2 separate regions of the Mus musculus genome follow, and region 2 is linked to region 1. A link is a loop called in an ENCODE intact Hi-C map of the cell type or tissue named here. Cell type or tissue: left cerebral cortex. All regions are shown on one strand.

Evidence for each region. Hi-C counts contacts between places; a loop is a spot of excess contacts. Peaks named below come from ENCODE experiments on the same cell type or tissue, not always from the same donor. Only the 100,000 strongest peaks of a DNase experiment are listed, where the experiment ranks them.
Region 2: a loop joins it to region 1, with 7 times the contacts of the local background. A loop is called at or near these places in 4 of 42 quality-filtered maps.

What each region holds. Positions count from the first base shown.
Region 1 is chr8:107,952,845-107,960,844 of GRCm38, forward strand. No RefSeq gene overlaps it. Among named protein-coding and RNA genes, the nearest start is that of Gm39242, 120 kb to the left of the region's middle. In left cerebral cortex, a CTCF peak has its summit at 3,226 (motif pointing right); a DNase peak (open chromatin) is centred at 3,230.
Region 2 is chr8:108,097,559-108,105,558 of GRCm38, forward strand. No RefSeq gene overlaps it. Among named protein-coding and RNA genes, the nearest start is that of Gm34675, 210 kb to the right of the region's middle. In left cerebral cortex, a CTCF peak has its summit at 3,750 (motif pointing left); DNase peaks (open chromatin) are centred at 3,752 and 4,669; H3K4me3 peaks cover 600 bases; H3K27ac peaks cover 391 bases.

The DNA.
Region 1 (8,000 bases):
GACGGATTACTCTGTCTGGAGAGGGGGTGGGGTATGGTGAAGGTTGTCAGGTGTGAGCAGTTTACAGGGTGCTGCCCAGGTGAGCCCTGTAAGGAACAGTAAGAAAACCTTGAAGGGACACAGCCTTGGGCAGTCTTAAAAGGTAATGGCTAGAAGTTATTTATTCTTTTAAATGATAATGAAAAAAGTGAATAAATAGAAATTTAAAGGCCAACTTAGGAGAATCAACCTTAGCAAATGTCTAGAGCGTGTGAGAAGATATTGAAATTTAAAAGTGTGGTTAGCAATTTTCAAAAGGGGGCAAGGAAGCAATGGGTGTTTTACTTCTTTAGATTTGAAAGACTTGCCATAAGGTTGTAACAAGGTAGGGTCTGGGCGTGTGTGTGTGTGTGTGTGTGTGCGTGCATGTGTGTGTGTGTGTGTGCATGTGTGTGTGTGCATGTGTGTGTGCATGTATGTGTGTGTGCGTGTATGTGTGTGTGCATGTGTGCATGTGCATGTGTGTGTGTGTGCATGTGTGTGTAAGAATAATCTTTTGCAGAAAGCTTCCTGGGTCCATGTACACTGCTTTAGCGATCGAGCTTCATTTAAGAAACTCATTACAGCACCTTAGAGAGAGACTTCTCTGTGTGTCCCCACCAATGGAACTCTTTTTCCAGGGCCTTGTCTTCTCTGCACTGTGGCCCCCATCCACTGTGTGAATGAAATGTGAAAATAGTTGGGGAGTTTCTCTGAGCTAGCAGCGACCGCACAAGCTGAGTTTTCTTTTAAAAAAAAAATACGGAGACAGTTCATGTATAGAGTCACTGTGAATGAGGGCGTATGTGTGGTCCAGTTCTTTCAAAGAAACACTCCACAAAGCCACCAGCCTTATAGAAGGTGGCACCAGGGACTGTTTTTTTTTTTGTTTTTTTTTTTTTTTGAGTGAATATATTTTGCATCTATTCAGTTTGTTCTAATTCTCACACATCATTCTCCTGTTCCAAGAAAATGCAGGATTTTAGAGTACTGAAGAAAAATGTCAGTTGTACAGTTTATATTCTCAGCCTCGTTGGTGTGTCACACAGAAATGTTGCTAAACAGGGCACCTGACACAGCAGCTCAACTGTCCAGGTTGAATCCCACAGAAGGATTCCAACCCTGTGGACAACTTCCCTAGCAAACCTGGGAGATTTTCTGGTAGATATGGCAAGGCAGTGGAAGCAGCCATGCGCATCTGGTGGGCCACACTAGTTGTGCGCAGCATCCGGTGGGAGAGACAGAAGGCAGATACAGCTCACTCGGAAACCGTACCTGCAAGGACCCGGTTAGAGACATTTCAGATTAATACAGATTCATACTCTTCTGCACCGGATCGTGACGTCTCTAAATTTCAGTAGCTCACCTCATATGGCTTGTTTGACTTTTTTTTTCGTGCTAGGGCTGTAGGCTATTGCACTTCCACTGATCCATATCCCCAGCTTCCTAGCCTTCCTGAATGTATAGCCCATGGCCCTCCCATGTTTTCCAATTCTTTATCTTACAGCCTGATACTGTATTTGAAATTATAAACAAAATTGTTAATAGCATTCCCAATTTAGGAAATTAAAATTTCATTATTTCCTGGTTCTTTTTCCTGTTATATACTATATATAACAGGGTTTTTCTATTTTACGGGGAAAAGAGGGCCCATATTTAAACATTACTTATTTTTTCACTTTATATTTTTGCCTTTATATAGAAAAAAATAATTAAAAACAAAACAAACCAAAATAGTCCTGACTTTCTTCCATCTCTTACCTCCTCTCTAATCTGTTCCCTGAGCCTGCAGACCTTGTCATGATGGCATATTTGACCCCTGCTTTGAGAACATGTCTAACAGCTCCCACCCATGAAGTGGCCTTCCCCTTTTCCTCCACCATGAGAACTGTCCAGAGAGGCCTTTGGGAAGGCCAGGATCTCCAACTGGCCCCACAGTTAAAAGAATTTACGTGATGCAGGTTTCTGGATTCAGATTTACACTGATTCTACCCTAGTCTTCTGCCGTTTTTTTTTTTTTTTTTTTAAGTGACTTTCCATGCATTGCTATGATTCAGAGTCAGCTATAGTTCCTCTAAATGGTATTCTGTAGTAGTGTTACCAACAGGGAGGGGGTGACTCTGCCGTTTCTACCCCTCCCCAGCCGATGTGCAATGTCTGGAGAGATTAACTGGTCATTACACCATGTGTATGGGGTGGTAGTGGGGCTAGTGACATCTTTTGAGTGGAAAGTAGGGGTCCTGTTTGTCATCCTATACTGCACAGGCTGACCCTCCATGATAAAGAATTCTTGACCCTAACAGCAAGTTGGGTATCCCTGCTGTTTCTTATGTTTGTACCCGCAGTTGCAAAATGTTGCAGAGACTTTTGGGTATACACCGAGTTTATTTTAATTATTTTCCCCCAAGCGGTTGTGAAGATGTAGCTTCGTTTTGTTGGAGGTGTAGCAGAGTTGTCTAGCCCCTTAGCTTTTCTTCCCCTTAGCGTTAACGGCTTTGTATGCAGAATCTGAGATGGTGGTCTCCTAAACATCCTTCCTGTTCCATGATTCTCATGAAAATCATGTCTCGAGGAGGATGAAATGAAAGGGAAGAGTGCGGCCGAGCAGAGGGTGTGCATGCAGACACGGGAGAGGAACTCCTGGAACCTGGGCAGATGCCTGTGTTTTATGAGGCACCACGGAAGTCTCATCCCACACAGCTAAAGACCACTCAGAGACTGGATGCTGACAGGACCAAGGCTCTCTGTCTTGGCTGTTCTTCATCCCAGCTCCACCATGATGGATGGTCGGCTTCCCTATTGTGATTTCACAGAGGAAAAAAAACCCAAACAACCCCAAAATTTTGCAGAGTAGGTTGTAGCACAAACAGCTTGTGAAATTCACAAGCTAGAGATGGTAGGAATGGACCCTAAGGTCCCTTGCTTCCCTGGTGGTTCTAGTTTCTGGGTGTTGTTTGTTATGGAGGGAACTGAAGACAGCAGAACTTGGTAGAAAATTAAAAACAAAACAAAACCAAACCGCTGGGAGGAGGCTTGCCTCAGAGAAAGAACATAGTGGTTTATAATGGGGACTGATGTTCCAAATGATAGGCACATACATATGTGTATGATACATGCAAAGATTTCCTACCCTTTACAACAGAGAAAGTGCAAGACTGCCTGTCTCTCCAGTCTGTAAGCCTTTTAAGCTAGCTTTGCTCTTGGCAATGAGGCCGAGCTTCACTTTCCCAGTAGATGGCATTGTAGTCTGTTCAGTGAAGGGCTTCCCTTAGCCAATAGTGCTGCATATATATATATATATATGTGTGTGTGTGTGTGTGTGTGTGTGTGTGTGTGTGTGTGTGATATATGTATATGTATGTGTATATATATATATATATATATATATATATATACCCCCTCCCGAGTTTCTTCTTCGCTAACATCTACCTCTACCTCTCCCTTGCATTAAATACTAGCTTGAGGTTATAAATAAGAATCTTGTTTTTGCTAGTTACTTGTAACTCTCAAAAGATTTGATTTAGGGAAGGTGGGGAAAGGTGGCAATAGATAATTTAATGTCACTATAGCAAATGAAAAAAAAATGGGCTAGATCTGGGAGTGTGGGACATGGATAAAATATGCAAGCAAGGAAAGTTTTCAGATGGCACTGTTTCAGAATGAGAGCTGCCTTTCATCTTCTGCAGCCCACCTTTTTGGCACTAAGCTGCCGTTATCATCAAAGTAGTTTCGTGTGGGTGTGAAGGGAGACCTTGATGAAGTTTTATTCTGGAGCAGAGATTGTTTATCTGTGTGGCATTCATTTTAGGCTGACCCCTGGCACACTTGACATCTTTGTAAACTGATTAATTAAAAATCTCTTTAAATAATAATAATAGTAATAATAATAATAATAATAATAATAATAAATCATCTGGGACTCTGTGTCTATTACATATAGACCAAAAATTGATTAATGATTTTAGCTAATTGTAAAAGTCATCTTCATGACGTTCTTTCTTCTTTTAGACCAGTGAAATAACAGCAGTGGTTGTTTGAGCCAGCAGCTGTCCTTGTTGCATGGTGTTGAGGGAAGATGCCTATGGCTGCTTTCTTCCTCTTGCCAGATTATCATTTTGCATGCCGGTGGTAAGAAGCTCAGAAGAACAATCAGTACATGAAACTTGATTTTAACAAAAAAGAGAAATGATACGGAGAACAAATATACTTAAAAAAAACCTCACAATAAGACTTTCTGTAAATACCCTCTAAAATGAAAGAAGTTGAATTCTATGAACTGGTCTGAAACAGAGTTATATTTCTTTCTTTTTGCCTTGGTGAGCATTGGCAAGGAAAACACCTGGCTTATGTGCCTGTGTGTTTTAAGTGAATCTATAGTACCATAAAGTCCCCCCCCCCATGAGGCTTCCATCTTTTTCTTATAAAAATATTTTTCTAAAACTGTACATTTCTCTCCCCACAAGCCCCACCCCAAACCCTCTTTGCACTAAATATACACTATATTTCTCTGATAGTCATTTGCTAATAGTATTTGACTTCCATTTATCAATATCGTTTCTTTCCATTATTTTTAATCACAAGATTACGAGCTATGTATTTAGTTATTATTTAAGCTAAATGGTGTCTTTGGCTGTTAGCTGGAGAAGATAATGTCCCAATATCAGGATTAAGTTTGCATCTCTATCAACTGGCTTAAAAAAAAATACCCAACTTGATTCCTTTTGAATTAACCGAGTCTTATTTTATTTTATTTTTTCCCCCAGCATCACCGATCACCATAGTAACCACTAGCTGTCAGTTCAGCTTCTGACATTTTTCTCATTTGGTAAGATTTCAGAATTGCCATCCTCCCTGCCAACATGTCATGAACAAGAAAAAAAAATGCATGAAAAATCTAATGGGTGTCTGGTCTGATTGTCCTCATTCGAGGCAGGAAAGACAAAAACTGATGAATTGTGAAATGTATTCAGAGGGATTCAAGGAAGCGAGTGCGGGGACCCCTTCCCCCCACCTCGTTTCTTTTTGTTATGCTTGATGCCCTGTACATGCTTGCTCTGACACTCGGGTTTGTAGAAATTTAAGATTAACAATTTTTACACCCGCCCAGCTGATCTCTCTCCCTTACCTATTTTTTTTCCTCTTGAAAGTCATTAAAAATAAAGTTACCAAGGCTTATATTTAGTTTGATTTATTATATCATGTATATATATATATATATGCATACACACACACACACATATATATATGCATATATATATTTTAAGTTCAAATTGGCTTTCAATATTTAAGCTGCTGTGCCTGCAAATGAATGACAGTTTGGGAGCCAGATGTGGACCGTGAAGCCACTTGGTGGGTTTGTGTGTGTGTGTGTGTGTGTGTGTGTGTGTGTGTGTGTGTATGTGTGTGTGTGTGTGCATGGGTGACTGAGAAAAAACACCGGGCCTATTTAAAAAAAGAAACAAAGCTTAATCTAGGTCTTTGCTTTACATGGTAAAGGAAAGCGAGAGAAAGCCATACTTCTCAATTCTTTCCAGTACTCCAATTTGACACATGAATGGGGAAGAAAGGTCCTGGATTTCTACCCCACCTTTGTGAACTGAGTAGGGAATGAAAGGAACCATTTCTTTACTTCTGCGTTTTCTTCCTTTGATAGCCTGGGTGGTTACAGCAAGAAGTAGGAAGAAGGGGGATGCGACCCTGCTGTTTCCCTGATGTAGACATGCAGATTAATGAATACCTGTTCTGGGAGGGGCATAAACACTGAGCCTGTGTGTGGATCCTATCCCCAAGACCAAGGGGGGGCATTTACTATGTATGTGCCTCAATGCAGGTAAATACATTAGTGGCATTAGCCGAGCTTGTATGCAAACAGTGTTCCTGCAGGTAATAGGTCCTTGGGTGATGTAAGTGTACATGGGTTTGATAAAACTTCTGTGTTTCTCCAGAGGTTCCCCTCAGAGGTAGATCAATCTTACGGATATTTTTTTCATGGCTGCCTACAAATTCAGGCTCAGCGGCAGGAAATCATTCTAGGAATGAAAGCCGATTCGATTTGAGAAGTTGCTGTGGAACCCAGTGCCTTTCACAATGGACAACTCCTGGATCCTGCGGGCAGATGCTCATGTCTGTTTCCCAGTCCAGAGGCTTCCTGCCTTTAGCGCCACCCTCCACCCCCTGCACCCCCGAACAACAACACTATTCAGACAGTGGAAGGGTTTAAAGCATATTGCTGAATTTATTGCAGATTCTATTTCATTTTTTTTAATCACAGGTATATTTAAACATTACACATGGCTAAGAAAGCATAGAAAGACCCGGTGAAAAATATCTCCATGAAAGACTCGAGCCTCTTGCTCTGAAAAGCAAAATCACACATATATTTTTGATGTGGTTTGTATAAATATTAAAACATTCTATGTCCAGCATAGATAGATTGATAACATGGTTTTGTCATTGTTGATTAATGGCGTACTAGAAATAGACACGTATAAGTGCATACATATGTATATAGCTATCAGATGTGTAGAAAATAGGCAGTTTATCCCATTGTGCTTTTATTATTTGATTCTTTTTAAATTTAAACACTTTGGAGAAACCAAATGAATAATTTCCAAATATTTGCTGCAATTACTGTGCACAAATATAACCCTTGAGAAATAACCAGAAAATTGATACTGAAACCCAGGGTATATTTCAAACATGTATTTGGGGATGGAAAAATAGAAAGTTTTTTTTTTTAAACTGGCAAATAAATTTACCTCATAAAAGAAAAAAGCCAGAAAAATATAAATCTTTTAATAAAAAAATAATATTTTTATATGCCGGGCTTTGTAATGAATGGTGTAAACAGAATATACTTTAATGCTTTTACGCTTTATAAGATTTATAACAATAATCAGTGAAACCTTGTAAGTGTGTTTGCCCCTTACGTGCCTGGAAGCCATTGGATCTTGCGGTTAATTGTATAAATTCTATACACTATGGGAAATCACCATGTATCATTTATATTCAGCATGTATTATGTGTATAAATATTAAAATATATTAGCTCAAAATGGCTGATTATTCCTCAAACATTTTTGTGATAAATCTTATCTTTTTTATGGGGTGGGTGGGTAGGGGGAGGAAAGTAAATATTTCATGTTACTTGGAAATATTCTTTAAGCAACCTAGATTTATTATTAACTCTTTAAATATTTATAACTGCCTTAAAATATTTGGGGACTTAGCTCACTTGATAGGCGTATACCCGGGAAGAGGGTACAGTTGTGTTTGTTTGCGGTGTCTTCAGGCAGTTCTTCAGTACAATGTAACCATTGTCATCCACTACTGCCCTTAATGTGTGTGAAGCAGGCATTTGTGAGTCTGTTCAGTTACACGCAAGCAAGCAGTGTTTCGGATCAAGATAGGAATCTTATATTATTTGTACATTTGGGGATGTTTTGAAAACTCCGCCAGTATAACCCTCATCATTAAAACAAAACAAAACAACCCCTTTGAATCTATTCTAGACAGTCAAGCAGCGAGCAGCAATGCGAATTTTTGCATGTGAATATGCCATTTTATGTGCGGCATGTCCTTCAGATATTTTTAAAATGCGGGTTGTTTATATTCACACGTAAACACATAAGTCAAATATACGGAGGTCTGACATAATAGCAAATGTAAAAAATTAGAGTGGTGCATATTTATTGAGACCGATGGAGACGCACAATGAATAAACAAACACGGGGTTGAGCTGTTTTACAAATGCATTTGGCAACTGCCCGTAGCAGTCACTGTGTACATTCTGAGGGGAGGAAACGTCAGAAGAGTCTTGTAAACACATGCAGCTGGAAAGAATAAAATAAAAAATGATGACTAGCGTTGACAGGCAGACTCGGGCTGTATGATATACTTTGTTCATTTGATTCTTAGAACTCAGTCGGGGGTTAAATTGGAATCCAGACATCAAAGAATTCTTCCACCAGACCCAAATTTTGC
Region 2 (8,000 bases), 140 kb after region 1:
GAATGGGACCCAGAGCCAGTGCTTGGATTAAATCTTCCGAGCCTCAAATCTGGCTCTGATTAGGAATTGGGGCAAAAGGAAAGTCCTGAACCATGGATGATGGATGATAAGCTCTCACCTTTCCCAGAAGCCCCGCAACCTGTAAGGAAAACGTGCCAGTGACCAGTGGTGCCAACGTGAACAAGAGGTGAATACCAAAAGGCTTGCTGAAGGCTCTACAATGCGTTTAGTGCGGTTCCCGCTGCCGCTATTTTTCCACATGATTTTTTTTTTAAAGAGACTCCTTTTTATGTTAGGAATATTTGAGGCGAGGGTTTTGTGTGCTCAGTCAGATAGGTTTCTAAGTGGTACAGCCTCCGGTGATCACAGAGGAGAGAGTGGGCTGGGGCAGGGAACCACAAGAAACTTCCGGCAGAAAAGAATGAAGTGCAGAAGGGTTTGGTGGCCTCTCAAGGGTGGGTGGTCTGTGAACAAAAGAATTTCAGGACAGATTCCTTGGGGTACAAAAATGAAAATAACACACACACACACACACACACACACACACACACACACACAGAGGCATGCATACAAGCCATACATGCATATACAAATACATGTGAATATACACAAGCCACACATGCACACACACATTCACAGACACACATGCATACATATGTATGCATGCACACACACACACACATACAGACACTCTCACACACATATACACATGCATACACACAACCCATACATGCACACACACACATATGCACAGACACACCTGAGTACCTATGTATAGATGCACACACACATACAAATACACACACAATTCAATTTCTCATTATTCTTCAGTAAGGACAGTGTCTGTAGGAGCTTCACTCCCCAGGGAGGAAGGACTGACCTAGTCCAAGAGTAGCTGCATTAGGAATATTTCTAATAGGCCGCTACCAGCTTTTTCTCTCCTCAACCTCCCCCTACCCACCCCTGTCTCTTGTTAATTTTTCTTGGAAGTCTACAAAAGTCCCCTTTCCTCCCATCATCCTGCGATTCTGTGATGCCTGCACCTATTTCCAGCGAAGGACGTGGACATTCTTCCGTACGGCAAGGTGAAAATAATTTTATTTTCATCGCTTTCCTTGCATTCCCCCCCCCAATCTTGTGATGGATTTCCTTGAAAAAAAAAAATAATGACGGAGCTTCACAAACTGGCCTGACAGTTGTGATGCGGAGAGCGAGCCGGCTGAGTGAGGACGGTGAGGCATCTCTGTACCTATTATGGCAAAAATCAATAATGCTTTCTGTAAATTGCTCCTCCCAAAGGAGACGAACAAATGCAGGAGACAGGGGAAGCCATCATTCTGTGGGAAGGCTCTGCACACTCGGACCAGTGCAATTATGAACAGGAGGGCAGTTATCTTTGCCAGCATGTGTGTATGTGGTCAGAGTAAGAATTCGGGGTGGGGGACTTTTTTGTCATAAAATTTTAATTGTCTGCTTCCTTTTCTCAGACAGGCATATGTTTCTATCTGTCCCTTGGAGGAGGGAACACCTGAGTCTAGACACCCCAGTAAAGCCTTTGGAAGTTGCAATGGATGGGTTAAGGCCAATAGCCAGGTTATTTAACTGTTGATTTCCTGGAGAGAGACTAGGTGCACTTGCGCATTTCTGAATACTCCTGTAAGCGCTATGGGAATTTTGTACTAGATCTATGTCTGTAAACCATCTTGTAGATTGCTGGTCTTTAGGTTCCAAATCTCAACAATATCTTTAGATTCTGTACCTTCCCTAGTCTCTCACCCCTACCCCTCCCAATAGCCACGTTACAGGGAAGTTGGAGGCTCTCCTTCAGTGATGTGTCTTACAGACGGCTGCTCTATTTTTCTCCTAGTAAGCAAAGCCTCAAAACCAATTACCGCCATGACACACACGTTGATAGACACAGATAAGTAATACTGTGAACGTCATCTTCAATCCAGGTGTCAGGTTAGGGGAAGGGAACACATTGAATACAAGGGCTTTATGCAGATTGTTGGATAAATAAGATATAGAGGGCACTGAGTCTATGTGACTGTTCCTGGGAGATGGTGAGCGAAGGTCTCTTTGATCCAGGTAGAGCAAGGAGGTCAGATAAGAGACGCTACTTGCAAGGCTGCATGTGACGGCTTAACGCACAGCATCCTGGGTAACTCAGTTTCTGCATCCCTGGAGATGCCTGGTTCTGTAGAAGTCTCCTCTTCCCCAGCAGTTTGTACAGAGATCATATGACCTTGAGGAGGGAACTTCTAAGTGTCACAAGCTTCCCTCATAAACAGGGACTGTTTTAACAGATGAGATATACAACACAGCATATAAACATTGCTAAAGTTATTGAGTATAGAGATCAGAAGACCTGGGGTTTAAAGACCAGCTGTGCTGTGACCCATAATAAATCCCTGCCTCCATGTCCCTATTTGTGATATGGACAATGATGACTACTGTGGCTCCCCCACGGGCTGTAAAAAAAAAAAAAAAAAAGTTGTGTGAAAATTGTCAGCATAGGCACATGGCATGGAGAAGTGTTAATGAAAAGAAGCCAGGTTAGCCCTGGGTATACTGAGTGGAATGGCTGGGTCTGACTGTGGCCACATTCTGGATTTGGAAGCCACTTATTAAAGTCGCTGTCCAGGCATGGAGTTATAAAAGAAACATTGGTATTAGCCCATGTTGGAATTCAGCTGTTAGGTTGTTAGAGGGAGAGATAAGTAGTTATGAGGAGGCGAGTGTTTGAAATTTCAGCTAAGTACTATGGCGCGATAATGCCACATTTCTCGTGGCGTCCTGCTTGGATCCAGCAGGGAGATTAAGGGTTGGCATGGTATTCTCAAAGGAGGAAGGGCTTCGACTTCAGGCATGCCCGACAGAGATAGAGAGAAGACAGAAAATTCCTTTCATGGGCAATGGAAGCTGGGTGTGGCGGAATATACCTCTAGTCCCAGCACTGAGAAGGTAGATTACAGAAGGACAATGATTTACATCCTCGGCCATAGAATGAGTCTGAGCTAGCCTGAGCTACACAAGACCTCTTTAAACGAAACAAAATGGAGCAAGCAAAGAAAAACAAGGCAATACAAGATTCTCATCAAGATCTAGATTTTTATCTGAAGAAATGAGCTTTCTTGCTAGGTCTTCATTTGTTTTGATAAATTCTTCTAATTAACAGAGTAAAAGGTTAGCCATTGTGAGGATCGGCGTGCACTTCTGAATGAGGGACTAAAAGGCAGCCAAAGTTGGGTGATAACGCACGGGAAGGAAGAAAGACTAGACAGTCAAGTTATAGAAGAGATGGGAACAGACTTCAGACGGCATCTACAGTCAGTACATTGCCCTTCCTTCTGACCCAAGGTGATCACACAGTCCTGGTTGAAAATACGTTCTGGGCAATCAGGAAGTAGAGGAAGAGATGTTAGTATGCATGTAGAGATGACTTAAATAGATACTTTGATGAATTAAAGAACTAGAGAGAAGTTGGAAGGTGAATGGGAAGACCTGGTGTTTTGGAGGGTGGTTGGGAAGGTTGTGATATTAGAGGGTGTGCATTTAGAAATACCTTGGGGTAAACAAGGTCCAAGCAATCCTACCAAGCCACTCAGACTCCAAGGTATAGCCATCCTCTGATAGGAAAGGAGATGATACGGTTGAGGGAGGTGGAGTCTTCTAACCCAGGCTTTGGCAGGATGGGAAGATGAGTCCTTTCCAAGGGAAATGACTGATGTCTGCCCCCTGCTGGATGCAGCCGCCATCCTTCTTAAAGACGGAGCGTGAGAAAGCAAAGGCAGAGGGATAAAGAAATTGACCCACTAGAGTCAATAATTCCAGGATGCTAATCTATCCAAGTGCATCCGCATCCCATATTAAAATTACCAAAATTGTCTTTTAAAACCTACCGATGTGGGTCACCCAAGCAGCTTGCTCCCGGTAGTTAATAATTAATACTGCACATCCCGGGGAGGAATCGCTGCGGATAATTGTAGCCAGTGAGTACAAGTCTGGCAGCCCAGTGTGCTGTGGGTCAGAAAAGGGCAGCAAGGAAGGTATCATACATCACGCTGGTGCCAGTCGCTGGGTATCGGTGATCTGCTTCCTCTAGCTGTACTTATTCTTGGATGCGAAAGCCTTCTAAACAAGGCTGTGAATTGGTTTTCATGCTCGCATTGACAGATTGGGAAAGCAGTTTGTTCTACCAAATTTAACAATGATATATCATTATCACAACTTTGGGGGAAATCTATAAAATCAATAAGTTTGTAGCCTGAACAGGATTTGTACGGCTCGCTTGCTGTGCCGGTGTCAAAGCGCGAGCATATGGATTGAGTCACAGCCTGAGATCAATGGAATTTGTGGACAGTCAGCTCAATAACAAGCCCTTCTGAAAAGAAATAGATGTAAAAAGCAAATTTACTAGAGTATAAAAAAAAAAAAAAAGCTAATATCTTTTCCGCGCCTGGCTGTAAAGTCCTGTTTGGCTGCTGTGGGCTGCGGGTACTTTGAAAGCTGGCTAGGGTATGTGCTTGCAATGCCCAACGCTCCTTTACTGGCTTCAGACTCTGCATACATAGTTAGGCACTTCTCTTTGCAGGGCTCGTCCTAGGAAACTGGCCAAGAATAGGAGAAGGGAGGGGAAAAATAGCCCCTTTATATCGTAAACGGAATAAAGAATAAAAACAGTTAGTGTCTGCAGAGGGGAGAGACCACGGTGGCTTTATTTACTTTGTGCTGGTAGCACTTGCTAACAGAGAAAAAATAAGAAGGCATAATTAAAGAGTTTAATGAATTCGTAGCTCTTTTGTTTGAGTGGGACGGAAATGCATGTTCCAGAGAGGCCTCACAAAGAGTGTGGCTGGCAGTGACTTAAAAGTAGGAAATCAGTTCTTTGAAGGCATTTTTATACTTCATTATCCCAGCATGTAAAATGACTTGTACTAAATGATCGAGGATTTTATTTCTCTCTCTCTCTCTCTCTCTCTCTCTCTCTCTCTCTCTCTCTCTCTCTCTTCTAAACAAAAGAGAGCATGGGGCGGCTGGTGTCTAATTCTCATTCGGGGCCCTGAGCCTGGAGATTAGCCTGTCACCAGGCTGGTGGGCCAGTCCTTGCAGATAAGTACAGCCCGGGGGATCTGAACATCTGATGAGCCCCTGTTGGTGGGGAATAACCCTAGGCAGTACCATACGCAATAGAAACAGCCCTGACGGCTACTGGTGGTGCCCTGCTGCCCAGAACAGGGCTATGAACTGAGCTGTGTTTTATAGGATGGTCTGGAAGAGTCCCAGATAGCTCATCTTGCCATTCTAGGGTGGAACAAAGGAGAAAAAAAAAATCCCAGGGTGAGATAAAGCTAAGAAGGAAGAGTATGTACCCTGATTCTAAGCTGTGGCTTGCTCTGTTTCTCTTCCATAAGGAGAATGTTTCTAGAGCAGGGACAGACCCTTAAATCGGGACAACTGTCCACGAGTAACCAGCCACCCCTTCTATTCTGACCACAGGATTTCCTCACTCAAAGAAGCCTCTAGTGGGCACAAAGTAGTTAATGAGACATAGGCAGGTTCCCCAGATTAAGTCACAGAGGGCTCATAATGTATGTGAAGACACAAAGAAAGCCACTGTGGAGGTGATTTTCCGGTACAACTTGGGCAGAAGGCAAAGGGTGGACCAGAGTCTTCAGTGGCCTGGATTTGGGTTCAGAATATTTACTGATGACCTTCTAAGGAAAAGGCCCACGGGAAGTTGGCCTTTGCTTCCCGAGGAAGTAGAGAGGCGTTGAGGGTTGCCTGGAAACTGAGCATGGTCCTAGGGGTTGATAATCAGTGGGGGCACCCAAGAACTGTTGTTTAAAAGCCATACCACGAGTGACACCTAAGCTTAGCCTCACAGATGAAGGAAGAAAAGGATGCCCAGGGCACCTCCCAGGGAATCTGTAGGCCTCAAGACCAGGCCTCACCACACTTCTGCCTTTCCACCTCCAACAGCAGAGCCTACGGATGGAGAGAGAGACAGCAGAACTTCCGTTTTAAGATCTTGATGGTTTTGAGTGGTTGACAGGTGTCTGTCAATCAGTCTCTCCCCGGGATGTGTGTGAGACCAGGGCTTCCTGGAGGATGCAGTCCTGAGTTGCTCTAGAGCCCGTGCACACACAGGTGTCATTAGCTCTCACTTCAGCCTCAGCACCAGCTCTTTTGGGGGAGCTTCCTGTGGCCGCGCACACCGCAGCAACAGAAAAACAAGCCAGCCGACGTGGTGACACACTTAATCCATCTTTGCAGGAGAAAGGCCCTCTTGGGTCTGAAAATAATTATTGTTCCTGTCCATCAGCCCCGTTATTTCGCCTCCCTCTCTCCCTCCACCGTGCACGCACTTTGGTCTTTCTTCCACATGGAGAGCCACAGCATGGGTGTCTAGGCTGTCTCTCCACTCAGCCTTGTTCCAGGAGGACCCCTCAGTAGTGTTTCGTCACCCTCACTGCAGAAGGTCCGCTCTTGGTGGCTGTCTTGCTTTCTTTTTATTTTCTTTTCCCTTTCCACAGGCAGAGTCAGCTGCCTGCAGGAGCAGATCTCTTTCTTTCTTTCTTTCTTTCTTTCCTTCCTTCCTTCCTTCCTTCCTTCCTTCCTTCCTTCCTTCCTTCCTTCCTTCCTTCCTTCCTTCCTTCCTTCTTTCTTTCTTTCTTTCTTTCTTTCTTTCTTTCTTTCTTTCTTCCCCCTGCCAGGTTCAAAGATTTACATTCAGAGAGCCTCTGTGTGCTTATTTGCTTATAAACAACCCTCATCGTTAGCTTCTTGTTAGACTTTTACCTCATAAACAAAGATTACTAAGGAAACTGTAGCCAATAATTGGTTAAAATGGAATCCTGACCCCTACCCCCATTGTTTCATTTTTACATACCTATAACTCATTGACTATAAACCCATGTTTTTAGCATCCTTACTGGATGACAGTTTTTCTGACTTTTCTGGAGGTTAGTCTCTGTGTGTTGGGGAACTAGAAATGTTTGGACTGAAGTAGAGAAATAACCAGGCAGAGAAGGCGTCTGTGGGGATGGGCGGAGTCAGCTAAGGTTAAACAAACCCTAAGTGGACAAGCCTTGCATTCTCTTCTGATTCCATCTCTGACGGCGGTCCTGAGAAGCGGGAAAAGAGACACTGTTCACAATTAGCCCTAACTTTTGAATGACGACATTTCTCTCAGTAGAATGAGCCGGCAATGTGGTAATTTACAGCCAGTCCCTGGCCTTGCTGAGTAGCAGAGAAGTGACTGTTAATATTGATCAGTGAGGGCTAGAGAGAGTTGGAGACCCTCAGCACGGCCACTTAAAGTGGGCAGGAAACCCAAATTGACCAGTAATAAAGTGTTTGAGGTTGTACAAGGCGGCTCCTGGGGAACTGCTGTTCTGAGAGGGAGGCAGGGGTGGGGGGAGCTGTCAATTACGCTTGTTTGATACCCAGTTACTCAACAGGACAGAGCAGACCCTGAGCCTGTGGCAGGAGGCAGTGGGAGGCAGGCATAGGCCTGCCTCTCACTGCAAAGCCAGTTCTGTCAGAGAAGGGAGGCAAAACAAGGGACCTCTTTCCCTGTCCCTCTAAGGTCACCTGCTCTGCGGCTTAGTGTCACTTTATTTGGGAGGGGGTGGGGTGAATCTTGAAGCGTTTGTAACCTTTTCCTCACCTGTGAGCTAGGTAATGGGGAGTGATGAGATTTTGATTTTTATAACTGTTAGAGCTGTGGGTGAAAAATAAGCAGGGAAGAAGGTAGATTTGGGGATGAGAATTAGCTTTTCATAGGTGTTAGGTAAAGTTGAGAAATGAGAAGGAAAAAAAGAAATGGTGTCTTTTTTTAAGTCCTTAAATTCTTAAAGGATCCTGTTCTTGTTCCCATTTGACACATTGTGATTATTGGTATTTTGTTGTTATTGTTATTATTACTATTATTACTAATTATTAATGTGTGCTAAATCCTTGATGTCACAGGAAGGAAAAAAAAAACCTCATCCCTT